2 separate regions of the Mus musculus genome follow, and region 2 is linked to region 1. The links are chromatin loops, found by intact Hi-C in ENCODE. Cell type or tissue: heart. All regions are shown on one strand. Links, peaks and the distances in the headings refer to the core of each region. The heading gives the core; the rest is flanking DNA. Region 1 has its middle 110 kb from the start of Gm39019. Region 2 overlaps Atp10a (ATPase, class V, type 10A).

What was found. Hi-C counts contacts between places; a loop is a spot of excess contacts. Peaks named below come from ENCODE experiments on the same cell type or tissue, not always from the same donor. Only the 100,000 strongest peaks of a DNase experiment are listed, where the experiment ranks them.
Region 2: it touches region 1 in a loop (4-fold over the local background); 5 of 42 quality-filtered maps call a loop at or near these places.

What each region holds. Positions count from the first base shown.
Region 1 is chr7:58,839,099-58,848,523 of GRCm38, forward strand. No RefSeq gene overlaps it. Among named protein-coding and RNA genes, the nearest start is that of Gm39019, 110 kb to the left of the region's middle. In heart, for the core only: no CTCF peak of the experiment used is centred there; a DNase peak (open chromatin) is centred at 5,143; H3K4me3 peaks cover 735 bases; H3K27ac peaks cover 3,849 bases.
Region 2 is chr7:58,782,013-58,791,437 of GRCm38, forward strand. Atp10a (ATPase, class V, type 10A) reads left to right here. Exons shown (of 21, transcript NM_009728.2): 4 at 2,720-2,826; 5 at 3,214-3,345; 6 at 4,443-4,573; 7 at 6,182-6,434; 8 at 8,972-9,189. Among named protein-coding and RNA genes, the nearest start is that of Gm39019, 56 kb to the left of the region's middle. In heart, for the core only: no CTCF peak of the experiment used is centred there; no DNase peak of the experiment used is centred there; H3K27ac peaks cover 2,840 bases.

The DNA.
Region 1 (9,425 bases), core at 514-8,513:
AGATAGACATCAGGTTGCAGGCTCCCTAGCATACCATTAGAGGGTTCCAGACTAAGGTCACCTTACTGATCCTTTCATTCTCAGGCGTCTCATATTTTTTTTTAACATCTATAGACATCCTTTGTGAGTTTTTAACATTATGCCTGTCAGCCAGTCTAACAAATCCCCTTTTATAAATATATGTATTCTATGTAGTCTGTAATTTCATATTGAACTGTGTAGTATCACAACTACATTTTTCTAAGTTAAAATAAGGCTCTAGCAGTCACCATGTGGTAAAATATTTGGACTGATACTTAAGGAGAAAATTGTAGATGTACAATAAAATTAAAATTAATTACAGTACAAAGAAGTATAGCTTCTTTAAAAAGAAAATGTACACGGAAAATCTAACAATTGTTTGACGTATATAGGTCTCTATAAAAGACTGACTAAAAAGGTAGCAGTCAAGGAACAAGGGATGGGTAGGCAGAAAAGAAGTAACAGGCCAATCATGGTGGGGTTTGACTGTAATACCAGAGCTTAGGAATCTGAGACAGGAGGTATATGATTTTAAGGACATTCTGAGCCTCATGAGACTGTATTTTGAAAAGAAAAGAAAAGGAAAGAAAAGAAAAGAAAAAGAGAAGAAAAGAAAAAAAGAAAAGAGAAGAAAAGTAAAGAGAAGAGAAGAGAAGAGAAGAGAAGAGGAGAAGAGAAAAGAGAATGAAAGGAAGGGGAAGGGAAGGAATAACAAAACACTTTCTTAAAGCAATTACATGAACAATTTGAAATTAAGTGAATGAAAAGGTTTAATAAAAAGGATTTCAAAAATGAATTTATGAAAAACAAATGCACAGGTCAGTGAAGAATAAAGACGCAAGTAAGTAGAATGTTGGAAAATCATCTGTGTAGGAAAAGTGATACTAGTATTGAACAAAGTAGAGTTGAGAACATAAAGTTAGTTTACACTGTAAAGGGCTCAGTCTCTTAGGGGTGTCTAATAGTCCTGAATGACATATCCCTAATTACAGAGCTCCAAAATATATTAAACTAAATTTATGGAGGAAAGAAACATAATCACAAATAAAGCCAGATCCTTTTCAGAAATTCACAAAAAAAGGTGGTGAGTAGGGAAGGTAAATGCAGGATTGGGAGGACGAACAACTTGCTTCTGTACTCAACACTGGAATATAGGACCAACTGTAAGCATGTGTGGCGTACAGTGGACATTACTACAATAGAGAGTTGCTAGCCTTTGGAAACAAAATTAGGTGGTCCAAGGCCAGGCCAGGGGAGGTAGAGTGGGAAGTGTGCAGAGAGGAGCAGGGTGAAAACCTCCAAAAAAAGAGCAATCCCAGAGATCTGGGGACTCTGGCTCTCACTGGCTGGGAGGTGACCTGGCCTGCACCCATGACTCCATGAAGGAACCCACGGGTTTATTGGGCCTACAGTGTAAGTAGCCTTTTATACGGTGTACCTGCCTCTACCCAGTTTCACCTTTGTCCTGCTTTTCTTATCTCTACTAAATAAGCACTCTTATCCAGACCCATTTCCTGACAGGTATATAAACTTTACTTCAACATGCAACCTGCTACTGCAGCAAAGCCACACTGAGGGCAAGCATCTCACAATTAAGGGCCTGTACATTTGTAGATCAGGACTTTGTTCTTGCTGGCCTTTGACCCTTCAAGGATACTGTAACGAAAATAATCTCGGCCTTTAGCCTTCTTCTAAGTCCCCATTTGATCTTTTTCAGAATGGAGATCTCTGTTGCGGTCCCTCTGCCCTGCACAATATTGACCTTTCTGGTACATGGACAATAATTACACACATTTAGATCATTCCAGCGGCTCTGCTTGCCACAGTTCCTTTACCATGTCAGCTTAGCTAGTTCTCGTATGTCAGCCTGATGCTTTCCACTAAATAAATCCCTTCTTGTGCTTGCACTTTAAGGCATGAAAACTCTTTTGAGCAATTTAAACTTGGTTTATACCTGACTCAAGGTCAGTGTTTGAGAAAATGAAAGTGACAAGTGTTTTCAGCACAATTATACTGCTGTAGCTTTTCTCTGGCCTCCATTAACAGAAGCATAACTCCAAGTCTTCACTGGAAAGTTGGTGGCATGGCTCAGACACCAGATGGAATGGATAAAACCCTCCTTTCAGAGCCCAGTCCCTACTAGTACACAGTGTACCTCCAGCTTTGCCAAAGAAAACAGAATATTACCTGAGTGGTGTGTTCATGGCAACCCATAGAGGATCCTGTGAGTTTAGTAACTATTTCCAGCCACGGCAAATTTTTGGCTACTCTTAGATTTGCATTGTAACTAGGATTTTCAGTTAATTTGGTTCTTGGTTAAAGCAGCATACAATCTTCCAAGTGTTCATCAAATTAAAGTGCCTTCTGGTCCTTATCTTTCTTTACTCTTTGTGGATTAGGAAAAGGAAGCAGACCTGCTCACTAGTACATCCTTAATATCTCTACCAACTTTTAGCAAGGCTGCGTTCTCAAACATCCTCCAGAAATCCATGTTTTGGTTTTTTTTTTTTAACCACAGGAATTTCTAGGACTGAGCACATCTATTCCTTTAAAATAGGACTACAGATTTTTAAAAGACCTGACCAGGAACACCATAAATAAAATAAAGGAGGGGATGTTGGCTACTTGTCTAATTTGAAGAACTCAGCTCTTTATTATAAACATATCATATGAAAAACACCTGAGGCCTCCTGACAAAATCATCTGTGCTCTTTCTCTTACTGGGTCAAAATGTAAACACAAGCTTGAGGTCTGGATGAATAATTAGTATTCCTATCTTCTGGGTTGTAGGTGGCCATAGTGGCTACTACTATGGAAGATTTGTCATTCTTGCCCCCAACTTAGAATATAAGGCCCTGGAGCACAGGACAGGTTTGACTTGTTATCCAGAAACCCAGAGGAAACATAATGTGAGCCTTCTCTTCCCCAGCACATCTAGCATATCATGATACTAGATGCCTCATGGCCAGGCACACTACGTTGACAGCTTTGACAGAGTGTCTCAGGCCAGAGAATGGTTATCAATACTCATCACTACCCTCTTTTCATAAGCCTAAGGGGAATGATTGTCCAGGAAACAGGCAACTTCTTCTTTTTCCTGCAAAATCTTGAAGCAAAAGATAATGAAAATGGTCAGGCCCATCTCCATCAGCAACTTCCTGTATAGATAACTTTAGGACTGCTAAATCTCATGAAGTAGAAAGGCATCCTAGCCTGGTGCCTGAAAAAGAGTAAAGAATCCCAGTGAAAAATGTACTTCACACCAAAGAGAAGCACTAATATCCACATATTATTCAAACACAAAGAAAGGACATCTTAGTGTTTTACTACTTGTGAGATTGCTGACTATGGCAGCCTTATCAAAGCCTGCTGGGAATGTTATATAAACTCTTCACTGGAAATAGTCACAGAAAGCATAGCAAGCACTTCAAAACAGGATTGCGGCCTCACATCTCTGTCCACTGTGGAGTCATGATCACCTTTACTTAGGAGGCTGAAGGTATCGTCCAGCTGCTGAGCCCAATTCCTTGTTCTGAGTTCTCATTGCACAAACTAAGATGTGAGGAGTTACCAGAGCTGTTCAGAGGTAAGGAGAATGTGGGGTGCACAATGAAGACCCTTCTGCTAGAAGTGCTTTGTCTTTCTGGTTGTCATTAACTATACCTCAATGGCTGTTTCACAAGAGAGGGAGCTGTACCGTGCCGATACTCAGGAAGCCCTACCTATCTTGGCTCTTATTTATACTTTTTCACAGAGAAGTTTCTGGCACAGAGCTACCTCTCCCCCAACACTCCCCAGTGCCTGTAGAAAAGCTGCATGTGCTGGGAAATCAGCCTGCAGGTCTTCCCCCTTCTCATTCCATGGCTAACTGACACAAAGCATGTTTCCCTGGCAGATGGTCTGAGAATTTATCTCCCTATAAAATTAGCTCCGCAACAAATGTGTCTGCCCTGACTCGGAAGCTCAAAATAACCCATTAGAGCCCAGGTGGTCATAAATCTCTGTCCTGTGTTATGGCTCACAAGAGTGGGAAACACATCAGACTTGAACTTCATAGAGGAAAGTCCTGCTATTTTTAGCCCCTGCCTTCTCTCAGAGAAAACAACATTCTTCCAGCTTTCAGGCTCTAGAAGAGCTGCCTTTAACCCTTCAACTAGCCTCCCTAGAAATGCTCCCAGGCCTGACCTTGCACCCTTGAGTGCATGCTTTATGTCCTCCATAGCAGTTACCTCCTCATGGCACCTGCTTGTTCATTTTTCAGGTGTTTATTGTCTTCCTGTTATCCCTGAGTGAGTAAGGATCCTTCTGAGAACACCAGAGAGAGGAAACTGTATTCTTCATGGTTAATTAAGGGTGTTTTTTTTTTATGATTGTCAAAACTTGTTTTCATCTGTGTATTAAATAGTGCCATTGCACAACAGGAAACATACATATTTCATGGGACCTATTTATTTATAAACAAACAAACAAATAAGTGCACAGCGTCTACCAGCTTATTAGTGGACTGGATTTTCTAAGCATACATTATTACATTATGCCTTTTAAAGTAGCTTTATAAAAGAAGGTTTCTTATGCTATATAACCTTTAACTTTTTTGAATCTGTAAGATTATCAAAATCCCCTCCTCTGGGTTTTTTTCTGGAATCATGCCCTGGAAGCAAGCCATCATAATTTATTGCTTAAGATGACATACATTGCTTTGTTGCTTTCAAAGAAATCTATGATTATAATATAATATTCTTCTGTATTGAAAAGGGGGCTGGATTTTTGGCTACATCTAAAGGTACAGCTGTCTTCTCCTACTCCAGGGGCATCTTGTATTTTCCAGCACTCTCTGCACACAAGGCAGAATATCTTTGGGAGCCTGCCCCAGAAATCCTTCCCCTGATAAACGTCCCCAAGGGCTATCTTGTGATCCTCACAAACATAGTACAGATTTTGTGGATGGGCGTTGGAGTTAAGAAAACACCCAAGCATTTGCTGTTGTCTAGTGCACAGATTAGAATAAGCCAAAGCTGCTGAGCTGCTTTGATTTTTTTTCGTTGCTATGCTCAGAGCCCCTGGAACACCACTCCCAACGGTGGATGAAAAATCGTGCCTCTGCCAGCCATGAAGTGTGAGGCTCTGAGCTATTTTTGGCTTCATTTTCTCAGAGGGCTGGTCACGTGGGGCTGCTGTCTGCAGCTTTCCTGCTGGTATGCGGCAGAAGCTGTATTGATTCATTCCTCCCTCCTCCAGTGCTTCCCCTTTTCTCTTTTCTCCCTCTCCTCGGGCGGGCTAGGAACTCACCAGAGAAGAAGGTCCCAGTCAGAGGCTCCAGAGAGATCTCTTTGAATAAGAATACCATTTCTTACTCCCCAGGTTTTCTTGAATATACATACATATGCATATAGCTAACATTTATTTTAATTACCATTTAATTTTTTTTTCATTCGTAGCTCACTCAGCATTGCAGGGTGTAAAAATGTAAATGCTGAGCCCCAGAAATGAAGTACATGTAGACCTTAGAGAGTTTTTCTCAACCCCCTACAAATTATGGTTTACATAAGGAGGAAATAAGGGCGGGGGAGTCAGTATTAAGTACTGGAGGGGATGGGAGAGAGATACAGAGGGTCAGGAAATAGAATAAAAATATGTAGCAGTGGGAGATGAGGGAAACAAGAGGCTCCCAGGACCCAACAGGATGACTTTAGCGGAAATGCACAGAGACGGGGTAGATAGAACCTGTAGAGACCAACTCCCTTGTGTGAGTAGCCAATTTTTATAGAATAATTTCTAGAAAAATTTCTAGGATAATTCTAATTTGCCTCTGTATCTATTTTCCTATCAACTTAGAAGGAACAAATTGAGTTTTTGTTTGGGTTTTTTGTTTTTTGTTTCTGTTTTTGTTTGTCTTTTCCAAATGTCCTTTCTGACATCTCTTCAAGGCTGCTCAGTCTCTATCCTTGTCCTCATTTCCATACCACTTCACCCTGCACCCACTACAGCTTCTAAGGTAGCTCTCAGCTCTGCGCGTGAGCAGCCTAGAAGACCTCAGGAGAGCAAAAGGCTTCAGAACTACCACAGATATCCCAAGACTGCTTGCCCTCTCTTGAGGCTAACAGGGCCTGCTCCCTCACTGCTGAAGTCCGGCCTGTGAAGACTGATATTCTACTCTTCAGGGCTAGAGCAGGACCCTGCAGCTTCTGGCAGAATACATGGCAAAGCCAACTTCAGTGTCACTTGAAAGAAGCAATGAGGCCTGTGCTTAAAGGTTGGATGCAATGCTGGAGTTGATCCTTCCTAGATTCATATTTCTCTTAAAAATTACTTTTAGTATTATCATTAGTTTCTGTGTGTGTATGCTATATCAGGAGTGGGGTACACATGCCCTAACATGCATGCAGACGTCTAAAGACAATTTTACACAGTCATTCTTTCCCCCTATCTTTATATGGGTTCTGGGGATTTAACTGATGTCTCCAGGCTTGTACAACTAGTGCTTTTTCTCACTGAATTCCCTCACTGTCCCTCAGACTCGTGTTTCTAAGTTCATGAAATTAAATACATCATATGACAATGGAAACCAATTTCGTTGTAATAATAAAATAGCTTCTAAAAGACAAATAAAATTTGCTGTACAGAAATAAATGTACCTCAGTAAAAAGCTAAATAATCTATCTTTGGGTTTTATCTGTTGCAAGTTTGGACAGACAATGTTTCAAGATAATTGCAATAACCATGATACAATTGGACATGGATGACTACCAGTGAGACAGAACTTGGGCTTCCCAGACAAAATATTGGATTACCAGTCTACATTTAAATTTCAAATTGTTCCAATTATTATATGTGGGACATGCTTATATTAAAATACTGTTCATTTTTATAAAATTCAGATTCAACTAGGTAACCTCGATCAGTATTGTTAAAAGTGGAGTAGCTTAAAATCCACATCTATAACTGAAAGAAACACTAAACATTTGTTAGCAGTTTGGGGGGGTGGGGGGGAATGTATCTATTCAAGTCGATGGACACCTCTTCTTCATGTTGGTAGAAACCACTACACACTGATATGTGGTGATGAAGGTTCTCAACTCACAGGGTATTTTTTCTTTTTAGTTGTAGAAGACATTTCGTAGGCTTGAAACCCTATAGGCCTAATAACTAAGCATCACTGGGGGCTTGCTTGTAGTCTAGGCTGCTGAAACACATTGGAGCCCAATGAGTGTGATTAGGCCAGTCTTCTCAACATAGTGGTCAGTCACAGAAAGAGCTCTTCCCTGCCATCTCTGCATCTATTTCATTTGGTCCACCAAGTACACTCTATAAAGCTAAATTTCTCCTTCTTAGATTATAAATCCTATACAGAGTGAAATTAGTCCAGCCTGCTCACCATAGTATGACTGTTAAACATTTCCCTGCACATGAATGTTTGGAAGTTGGTGAATAGACAGATAAAGTAACAAGAATCACACGCTAGTTATATGCCTGGCAGTGGTTATACTTCTCATTTGTGGGTAAATACACCCAGAGAAAGAAAACAGGCCATTTGCAAATCGCAGTGAGAAATTAATTTTGTGAATTGGAAACCTCAGAGCCATGGCAAGATTCTTTTGAAACAGGGCTATGTTCCTTGTGTTAATTCTAGAAGGAATATTTTGGGTATTTTAGCAGAGCAAGTGGGAACAAGGAAGACAGTACGATGACTTTAGACGTCTTTAGAGTATTATTCTCTGCTTTCTAAAATCAGTTTCAAGCTCTTTTCCATGTATAAAATATGCACCACAGATTTATTTTCTCATGGATCTTTTTAAAATCCTACTAAAATCTAAAGAGGTTTTCATAATGCTTCATATAACATCCTCCCTTAATCTGGAAGACAAGCAGTCTACAAGTCAGGACAAGACCTTAAGTTTCAGTGCCTCTAGGATGGAGAAGGCTGAGCTAGGAAATGTCTTACTTTTCCAGCAGTTTCTGGCCAGACTTCCTTTTCATTTCTTTAAGCTCTCGATGAATAGAATATCTTCAGGTAATGTAATATTCATCTGAGCCTACTTCAGAAGGAATTTGGATGACAACATGGCAAGGTATCAGTAAGCATCTAAGCTCCCTATTGAACGTAAAGTGAGTAAGATATTTAGATGTGGCCACATGCACCGTCTATGGCTGATGTGAAATCACATTCTCATTTTATCTAAATATCCTAAGCAAATAGGTCCCACATCTGAATCCCACTCAACTCTTCTGTTCCCCTGATGGCTTTGGCTCTTACCCTGGTTGAACTCCTACTGACTCAACTTTAAAATGTGGCCAGATTCTTCTGCCTTTCCTAGTGGCTAATTCCTTCATTGCCTGTCCGAAGACTGCTCTCCCGGTACATGACAGTTCTCCTTGACCCTCCATAGACAGCAGGCCCATTTGTACTAGGAGGGATGCAAGTCTTTGGTCCCTCCCTTCTGTGCTCCATGGGTACCCCATACACATATCCATCATTCCACCTACACTATACTGATCAAGACCATATTTCTTTTTTTTTTTCTGTTTTTTTTCCCATTTTTTATTAGGTATTTAGCTCATTTACATTTCCAAAATGTATATACCAAAAGTCCCCCATACCCACCCACCCCCACTCCCCTACCCACCCACTCCCCCTTTTTGGCCCTGGCGTTCCCCTGTACTGGGGCATATAAAATTTGCGTGTCCAGTGGGCCTCTCTTTCCAGTGATGGCCGACTAGGCCATCTTCTGATACATATGCAGCTAGAGTCAAGAGCTCCGGGGTACTGGTTAGTTCATAATGTTGTTCCACCTATAGGGTTGCAGATATACCTATAGGGTCCTTTAGCTCCTTGAGTACTTTCTCTAGCTCCTCCATTGCGAGCCCTGTGATCTATCCATTAGCTGACTGTGAGCATCCACTTCTGTGTTTGCTAGGCCCCGGCATAGTCTCACAAGAGACAGATACATCTGGGTCCTTTCGATAATATCTTGCTAGTGTATGCAATGGTGTCAGTGTTTGGATGCTGATTATGGGGTGGATCCCTGAATATGGCAGTCTCTAGATGGTCCATCCTTTTGTCTCAGCTCCAAACTTTGTCTCTGTAACTCCTTCCATGGGAGTTTTGTTCCCACTTCTAAGGAGGGGCATAGTGTCCACACTTCAGTCTTCATTTTTCTTGAGTTTCATGTGTTTAGCAAATTGTATCTTATATCTTGGGTATCCTAGGTTTTGGGCTAATATCCACTTATCAGTGAGTACATATTGTGTGAGTTCCTTTGTGAATGTGTTACCTCACTCAGGATGATGCCCTCCAGGTCCATCCATTTGGCTAGGAATTTCATAAATTCATTCTTTTTAATAGCTGATTAGTACTCCATTGTGTAGATGTACCACATTTTCTGTATCCATTCCTCTGTTGAGGG
Region 2 (9,425 bases), core at 782-8,781, 57 kb before region 1:
ACACACACACACACACCGAGGGGGTGGGGGGGAGCGAGAGAGGAAGAGAGGGAGAGAGAAAAAGACAGGTAGAGACAGAGAGTGAAAGACAATTCTTAGATCCTCAATACCTTGGAGGTTATTCACAGAACTCTTCACTATGAATACCAAAACTCAAACATTCAAGTCACTTGTATAAAATAGCATAATGTTTGCATATAAACTACACATATCTTCCTGTAAATTCTAAATAATATGATATAAAAACTATATAGTGTAAATAGTTATATACTGTATTTTCAAGAAATAACAAGTACTAACTGATAAGTGGATATTAGCCCAGAAACTTAGAATACCCAAGATACAATTTGCAAAACATATGACACTCAAGAATAACAAAGACCAAAGTGTGGACACTTCACCTCTTCCTAAAATTGGGAACAAAACACCCATGGAAGGAGTTACAGAGACAAAGTTTGGAGCTGAGACGAAAGGATGGACCATCCAGAGACTGCCCCACCTGGGGATTGATCCTAAATCAGCCACCAATTGCAGACACTATTGTATACACCAGCAAGATTTTGCTGAAAGCACAACAAGCATTGTAGTCTTGATTTTTATATAGTTTCTCTTGTAGTCTTGATATAGCTTTCTCTTGTGAGGCCTGGCAAACACAGAACTGGATGCTCACAGGGCCCCCAATGGAGAGCTAAAGAAAGTTCTCAAGGAGCTGAAGGGGTCTGCAACCCTATAGGTGGAAAAACAATATGAACTAACCAGTACCCCAGAGCTTGTGTCTCTAGCTGCATACGTAGCAGAAGATGGCCTAGTCGGCCATCATTGGGAAGAGAGGCCCCTTGGCCTTGCAAACTTTATATGCCCCAGTACAGGGGACCACCAGGGCCAAGAAGTGGGAGTGAGTGGGCAAGGGACCAGGGTGGGGGGAGGGTATAGGGGACTTTTGGGATAGCATTTGAAATGTAAATGAAGAAAATACCTAATAAAAAATTGGAAAAAGAAAAAATTAAGAAATAACAAGAAAAATAAAATCAACCTATTAACTATAGAGAATTCCTCACCCCCAGTGTCATCTACCTATAGCTGGTTGAATCTGCAGGTGCAATGCTCAGAGATATAGAGGACTGCCAGTAGTTACACATGATATCAGAGAAGGTTGAATATGAAATACTATTCTTATTTTTGCTGAGTCCGTCTTGTTTCTAGAAAAGTGGGCTTTTCTTTCTCCACTGCTGCCCAAAGGAATTTTTTTCATGTCTAGTTGTCACTAAAGAAATATCCACATGAGAAATACAACATTGCAGTTTTCTATCTGGTAATGGGACAGTAATGGGGTAGGGCTTTATATGTATCTGCCTTTGTGTGTATCTGCCTAATCTCTTGATGCTTAGCTTCAGCTTTGAACCTTTATCTTGGTTTTCCTGCTGTGAGCCTTCGTCATAGGACTTTTTTAATAGTCCCTTGAGTGTCCCTTTCTACATACTCTGCAGAAGAACTGGCACTGTGGTGAATTATGTTAAATGAACTACAATGCACTTAAGCACAACAAGCATTGTAGTCTTGATTTTATATAGTTTCTCTTCATCATTGAAAATATATTTATTTCTGCAGCTAATGTGCACCACTCTAGGAGCTGTAAGGAATGAAAGACTTTTAGGTTCACCTGAGTTGCCAAGAGGAGACATTTTGATAAGGGTGGGGAGAAGGGTGTCTATGGTGGGTATGGGAAGGTAGCCTGTATATTGTGCTCCTGGGTCTGCTCTCGTATAGTGCTAGTGTAGACCCTGTTGGACAACACTGGTCATTGGACCAAGAGGACAAGTTTTAAAGTCAATGGCTTAAACTTGAACAGTACTTTTGATTCTATACAGCACTGACACAATTTGTAATGCTCATAGTTTACATATATCTCAGATTAAATATATTAATATCTTTATAACTTTATGAAAGATAGATGTAAAGTGATGCCAAAATTGGGCTTGAGGAACGGGCTCATTGACTAAGAGAACGTGTACACATGAGGATCTGAGTTCAAATCCCCAGCACCCATGTAAAGATAAGGTGTGGCCATCCATACCTGTGGCACTAGCACAGGAAGCAGAAGCTGGGAACAGAAACAAAAGGACAGCTGCATTTGCCAGCCATACAACTTGGCTGAAAAATGATAAGCCCTGGGTTCAACGACAGACCCTGTCTCAAGGAAACAAGGCAAAAAAGGATAGAGGAGGGTAATAGATGTCTACTCCATGTTGGTACCTATACACACTTGTTGGCATATACACTTACACCTAAGATAGGGAAACTCACACACACACACACACACACACACACACACACACACACACACACACAAACTGCTGTCAAAATTCATACCATCCCTTCTCAATGGCTGTGTGTGTTTTGTGACATCCCAAGGCACTGACTGGCACTCTCATTTCTGGCGGAGTAGATAGATGTACCAGCTATCACCCAGCGAGACTGTCCTTGTCAGCTTCCCAGGTCTGCCCTGCAACTACAGAATTGGCACTTTCTGTAGTCAGTTCCCAGTTAATCCCATTCAAAGTAGATAAACAGCAGCTTTGGGACTTCTGTGCTAATTTGCAGCAGCTTCCTCAGAGCTGCTATGGAGTTACAACCAGACAGCCATGGCAGGGCCTTCTGGGTACTTCAACAAAGTGCTTGTGTAGCCATGTGACATGCCCTGCTCCGTGTTCTTCCACAGCATGCACAGCAATGGGGAGAAGGCTGGGCTGCATAAGGAAAACTTGCTGCTTCGTGGGTGCACCATCAGAAACACAGAGGCTGTGGCTGGAATTGTCATCTACGCAGGTAGGCACAGGCTACACCTAAGACCATCTACTGCCACACTGTGCCACGTACTCTCCAATGTTTCTTTCTAATTTCTATCTCATATTAAAAGTTGTACATACCCATTGTAGGAAATTGGAAACTTAAAATTTATGAAAACAGAAAAGTATCAGAAAAACAAAAACAAAAACCAAAGTTCTAATAACAACTCAATTGAAGTGTTCTTCCGTTTTCTTTAGAATATTTCTTTCTGTTCATTTTACAGTTGTTATATAATGCATTCTGAATCCTATTTTGACCGAGGTTCTTAGAGAGCTGAAATCCAGCATAATTGCTCTGTAGGCTCCAGTCCCTGGTTCCTTGTCTTTAGGAGATTGGTGTTTCATACCCCTCCATCCTCCTCTGCAGGACATGAAACCAAAGCCCTGCTGAACAATAGTGGGCCCCGCTACAAGCGCAGCCAGCTTGAAAGGCAGATGAACTGCGATGTCCTCTGGTGTGTCCTTCTCCTCGTTTGTATATCTCTATTTTCAGCGGTTGGTAAGTCTCCCAAGATGAGTCCTCAGTGAAGTAGACTGCTGCACAGCCTACAGGCAAGCTTGGGGGCTATCCTGACTCCACTAGACCCAGCACCTTAAAGGTCAAAACACCATTTTCACTACTTGGATTCCAGGAGTGCCTGCATCAGCATCAGTGTGGCCACACTGAGGTGAATGAGCTTGCAGAGTAATGTTCCTTTTGGAGTTGAAGGCTACTTGGATGGGGGCGATGGGTCCGTCATAGCCGTAGTAATGTGTCCAGTGAAAGAGGATTCAGCAATAGTGATGAAAGCTAGCGACAGGAGAGGAACACATATAGCAATGAGGCGGTATGACAAAAGAGAAAACAACAATATGGGTCTTGGAAGGGGACCAAAAGATTGTAGAACCTTTTCAGTAGCATGTTTTGAGGCTCCAGCACTTGATTTATACCTTGTCCCTACCTTGTCAACATGGACCAGACAGGTGTAGCATGGTGTCAGATGATTAAAGCAGAGCCACATAGAACACCAAAAGGTTTCTGTAACCAGAGAGGTGTGCAAATTAGTTTAGCGAGAAACACGCATAACCCTTGACTTCTTAGAAACTGTAACATGTGAAAGTTGAATCCCCAAGAAGGGGCCACATGGGCCGTATTTAGGTCCTAATGCGTGCTTACCCAGGCCGTTGTGACTCTGTTTTTTAGGCACCTGGATGATGAAGTCATTCTCCCAGCACACAGGCCGTGTTTTATATCAGGATCAGTGGCGCCATTCAGCACCATCAATAGGAAACCCTTGAGTGCAGTTGTGGGGGTTCTTGCTATGTTGTCTAGGATGGGGGAGAATGTTTGATCCTTCTACCTTAGCCTCCCAAGTGACACGATCACAAGTGTAGTATCATACACAGTTTAAGAAACTCTGGATGGGAGCAAAACTCAGTGTGCACTCTTCCCAGCTGCCTGCCGAAGGGTGCTTTCTTTTATGACAAAGAAAGCTGATAGAACGAATATGTCAATAACAATGTCAGTAGCAATTTTTAAAAAAATGTCTTAATTTTCCCAAGCAGCGTTCTTTCTTTCCTGTCAGATGAATGATGCCTCTCTTTAAACATGCACAGGGCATGGATTGTGGGTTCGGCGCTATCAAGAGAAAAAAGCACTATTTGATGTTCCCGAGTCTGATGGCAGCTCTTTATCCCCAGCCACAGCTGCAGTTTACTCATTTTTTACAATGATAATAGTTCTGCAGGTAACAGTAATAAATATTATATGGTAATTACTTTACTTTCCTCTCGAGAACATAAAAATCTTGCAAAGAATTTTCTATCAATTCTGCATCTTGAAGAATCACAAATCCACGTTGCTTTTTGTTCTATTTGAAGGCTCTTTGGTGACTTTCCAGTTCATGCTCTTCTTTTGCTTTTCTTTAACTGATCAACGCTTTGGGGATTGAGTTTTCCCATTGTTTCTCTGTTTTTCTATTACTATTTATGAATTATTACTAATTTATTATTATTAGCCTCACGCATGCGAGGCAAGTGCTCTAACCACTGAGGTACATCCTGAGTCCTCTTTTAAAAAATAAATTTAATCTGGGAATAATATTTAGATCTACAGAAATTTTCGTACACTAATGGAGGACATCCACATTCGCCTCTCACCCAGTTCCCTGACATGAGTGTGTTCCTACTGATGTAGTTCTCCACGAAATCGAGGCAGCCAACCTGAATACTTTGCTACAAGCAAAACCCCAAGCTATTTCATTCACAGCATCTCTGCAGATGAGCCCCTCTCCCAGAATTCATTCTGGTGCTGCTGCATATATTAGCATTAGTATTCAGTAGCAGTCATAGGCATTCACATGCCTGCCTATCTGTAACTGAATGGCAGCACCAGAAAGGTCTGTTAAGGAGTAAAAACATCCCCAGAGCTCTAAGGGGCAGTGATGGTCACACCTAGCCTGTGTGAGGACAGAGCAACCAGAGGCTGTGTCCAGCCTCGCCTTATCACAAGTGGTTCCTTCCTACAGTTGGAAAACAGTATCATTTGACATTGCAAATTAGGTTTTGTTTTTTGTTTTATGTTGTTTTTTTTTTTTTTGTAAATGTAAATTTTGTTCTAGCCTTGAGTTAGGATAATAGTTGGTGTCTTATTAACATAATTAATTTACCAAGAGAACCCAGTTAGTCAGAAGATGATATTCTGGGCTCATAAATATTAGGTCAGTGTTGTGGCTCTATAAATAAACATTCATTTCCAGAAATTTGGTCTTGAATGATCAAACCACACTGCATTTTTTTTTTTCTCAAGCCATCTTGCATTTGCTCTCTATTGCACAAGATCAGGAAATTGTACTGCAACATAAAACCAGCCTCTGAAACAACTCTTTTCATCCCATGGCTGCCCCCCCCCCCCCCCCCCCGGACTGTGGAGCGCATCCTTGGGTAATAGACAGCTCCTGTCACTGGGGCTCTGGGGAAACATGAGGGAGAGTGCTGCTATAGTTAGAGGTGACTTTGCTCATGAGGACTCTGACTGTGCCTGTTTTCTTCTCTTCTCTCTTTCCTTTCCTAGCCCCTCTCAAGCACAACTTAGTCTCCAGGCCATCGTTATCCTTCCAGACATAGGAGTGGATTTCCGCTCTGCAATTGCACCAGCCTAGGCTATTCTAGTTTAAACTCTTTGTCAGTACTTTTAATCCTTTTCCAATAGTGACTTTAAGCCAACCCATTTAAGCTCTTAAAGGTACAGTACAGTTCCTGCTTCCTTGGTCATTTGTCATTTGATTTGATTGTATTAACTGAGAACTGCTCCCTGGTGCTCATAGTCATTCATCCCGTGTGCCTTTGTATTCTAGGTTTTGATTCCAATTTCCTTATATGTTTCCATTGAAATTGTTAAAGTGTGCCAAGTATACTTCATTAACCAAGATATAGAGCTCTATGATGAAGAGACAGATTCACAGCTGCAGTGCCGAGCTCTGAACATAACAGAAGACTTAGGGCAGATAAAATACATCTTCTCGGACAAAACCGGCACATTAACTGAGAACAAGATGGTCTTTCGAAGATGCACTGTGTCCGGCATAGAATATTCTCACGATGCCAATGGTGAGTGTGAGGACAGAGGCCTCCAGTCTGGGCTGGATTAGAGAACTGCTCTCTCCAAATTGTGCATGGGCAGGAGACAGTCCACAAGGTTCAGGGTTTGCTGGCTGAAGGGAAGATAAATCTTTCTTGATCACTTGGGAGCCCAGAACTATTTATAGAATGAGCTGACATTGTCGTGCTCGCTGCTGTGTCTGGAATGATATGCATCTGTTTTGGCTCATTTTCTGCCAGGCAAGCACAGCAGCCAGACAGCACACCCTTGAAGTGCTAGTTTCTGCGGTGGCTTCACTTTGCACCACAGAGGGGCAGAGAGATTTTCTGTTGTCACTCATTTATCTTTCAGCTATCAGCTGAAAATTCTCAGACGGGCACTGTGTACTTTACAATGCATTCTTAGCCTTGGAACACAATGTCTATTCAAGGCTGAGAGAAATGAGTCTCTAGCCCTGCCTCCCATCTTTCCTTTCCTTATCCTTTGCTGCCTCCCTCCTTGCTGAAGAAAGGCTCTGGCAAAATCACCAAGCTTCTTAAGCCCCTTGCCAAGAGAAAATACAGTGATGAAGATGCCTGCACTTCAGTCATAGCTCTAGAGTAATAGCAATTTTGAGTGAGTCACCCCCCCCCCACTGCCGCGCACACACACATACCCCTGCCCCACAGTTCCCTTCTTTCCAATAAGAAAAGCAAAAAAGCACAGACTGCCAAGAGAATAGAGTGGGGAATGGGATCCAGTGAGTGGCTGGATCAGTAGCTACTAAGCTATCTCCCCAGCACCTAAGAATTATCTTGATGGGCACTATCTTCCTTTGTATACAATATAACAGAAAGCAGACGAGTCTACCTACTGTTTAACACTTTCATGTGCACCCCAAGTAAACTGCTAGTGGTGTTTTCCATGCCTTTGCCTATCTACCCTGTCTACCTTCCTAACCTCATTCCGCGGTCCCTACCACACTCTAACCCTCTTGCTTCCCCTTTCCCTGCCCACTTACTCAGCTTTGTGCACTGAAGTGTACTCCCAGGCATTGTGTTTTTAGAAGCCTTGTAGAGCTGGGACTCAGTTTCAGACAGGCAAGAACAGGTTTGAGATCTCTAGCACACCAGTGCCTTCAATCAATGCTGATATATCCACTGAGGGTGAGGTAATGGATATATTAAATAGTTTCGTGTGTATGTATAGCACATTTTATTCTATGTCAAAACAAAACATCTGCACCCTCTAAATGTGTTCAGTTATGATTTGTCAATAAAAGATAATATTAATAGCACAATTAAAAAATAAAGTTGTCATCTGAGACTTTATGGGACAGAATCATAGATTTGACAGAAGTCAAATGCAAAGCTAAGGTTAACAGGTTCTGTCACTTCCAGAGGAAACAGTTAAGTATTTGAGGCATAAAAGCCTTTATGCATCTTTGTGCTGTGCAGAAGTGCCAGGACTGAAATAGATCATCTCCAATCAGTTCAGCCCATGGTTTGCCAGAGCTCACATACCAAAGCTAGCCACAGAGACTATGGGCATATTCTTCTCTCACCTCTTGACCTAATAACCTACAGGTAGCTGGCTGCATGCCTATGTGTAGGCTTCTCCAACGCCTCTACAGTTACAAACAGTACAACAGAAGTAGCTCCTTTCAGGCTCCACAGCTTCAGAGAGGAGGAGGAGGAGGCCTGAAGGTATAAGTTGCTCCTCTCCAGGCTGGAGTTAATTCAATTCACAATGCCAGAAAGTGGGCACAACAGCTATGTGCCCGGGCTTTTCTCCTCCTTGCAATCCAGCAGGCACACTAGGCCATATGTCACCAGAGAACAGAGGGTATGTTTGGCATCCTGGTATGGAGAAGTACTTAGCCTGATGACATTGGGCATGGGCACCCACTTCTCTGGAGATCAGAATCTCCTGATATTAGGCCGCCCTAATATTTCTACCAAGTGCTGTGCCTGCACTTGACCTTCTGATTAAATACTTAGTTTGAAAGAGTAATTCTGAATACATTGCTTATTGCTCACCCATGTCTCGAAGAGCCATCCTAACCTGGAAATCCTGGAAAGATTTGATCAGAGCCACTGGCAAAAAAAAAAAAAAAACCAGTGGCATGAGCTCTTCTTCATGCCATTTTTCAGACACTCATGTGAATATGGGGACCTCACTGGCCAGTGAATCCCCAAGGCTCAATCTCAGGAATGTAGTCCAGATCCTCTTGGATAGAGCCTCACTGGCTGGGCTCAGGCCTGGCTACATGCGATTAGACTGTGCAACCTCAAGAGAGTGAACCTTGTTGTTCTATAGCACTTCACGGTCTACTGGTGCATGTAGACAGCTCCCTCTCTATTAGTTCCACTCAGTTCATGGAGAATGCAAGTTAGTAAGAATGCTAGAGAACATTTTAAATCCCCTTGAAATACTAACTATAACCTTACCATTGGAGAGTGGGGATTGGGTGCCCTCTGAGACACAGGCTCATGGAACCTACAACATCCTGAATTAATTCCGTCTGCCCCCATTGATGTCTAACATTTTGTCCCTATCTCCACAGCTCAGCGACTGGCCAGGTATCAAGAGGCAGACTCAGAAGAGGAGGAAGTGGTGTCCAAGGTGGGCACAATATCCCACCGTGGCAGCACTGGGAGCCATCAGAGCATCTGGATGACTCATAAGACCCAAAGTATCAAGTCCCACCGGCGCACAGGCAGTCGAGCTGAGGCAAAGAGAGCCAGCATGCTGTCTAAGCACACTGCCTTCAGCAGCCCCATGGTGAGTGCAGGCAGTGGGTAACCCTTCTGAAGGGATGGGAGCCTATCACTCTGCTTTCTTTCCACTGTCCACTGTCTCTGATAATCAAAATTACCTCTTTTCCATCACACAAATAAGCTCAGGCTTGGCTGTGCTCCAGGCACAGAAGATTTCTAGAAACACCCCTCTACATCATTTTATCTTTCCTGAAACATTTATCCAGCCTCTTTGCCATAGTATCTGATGCTGCGTGGTTG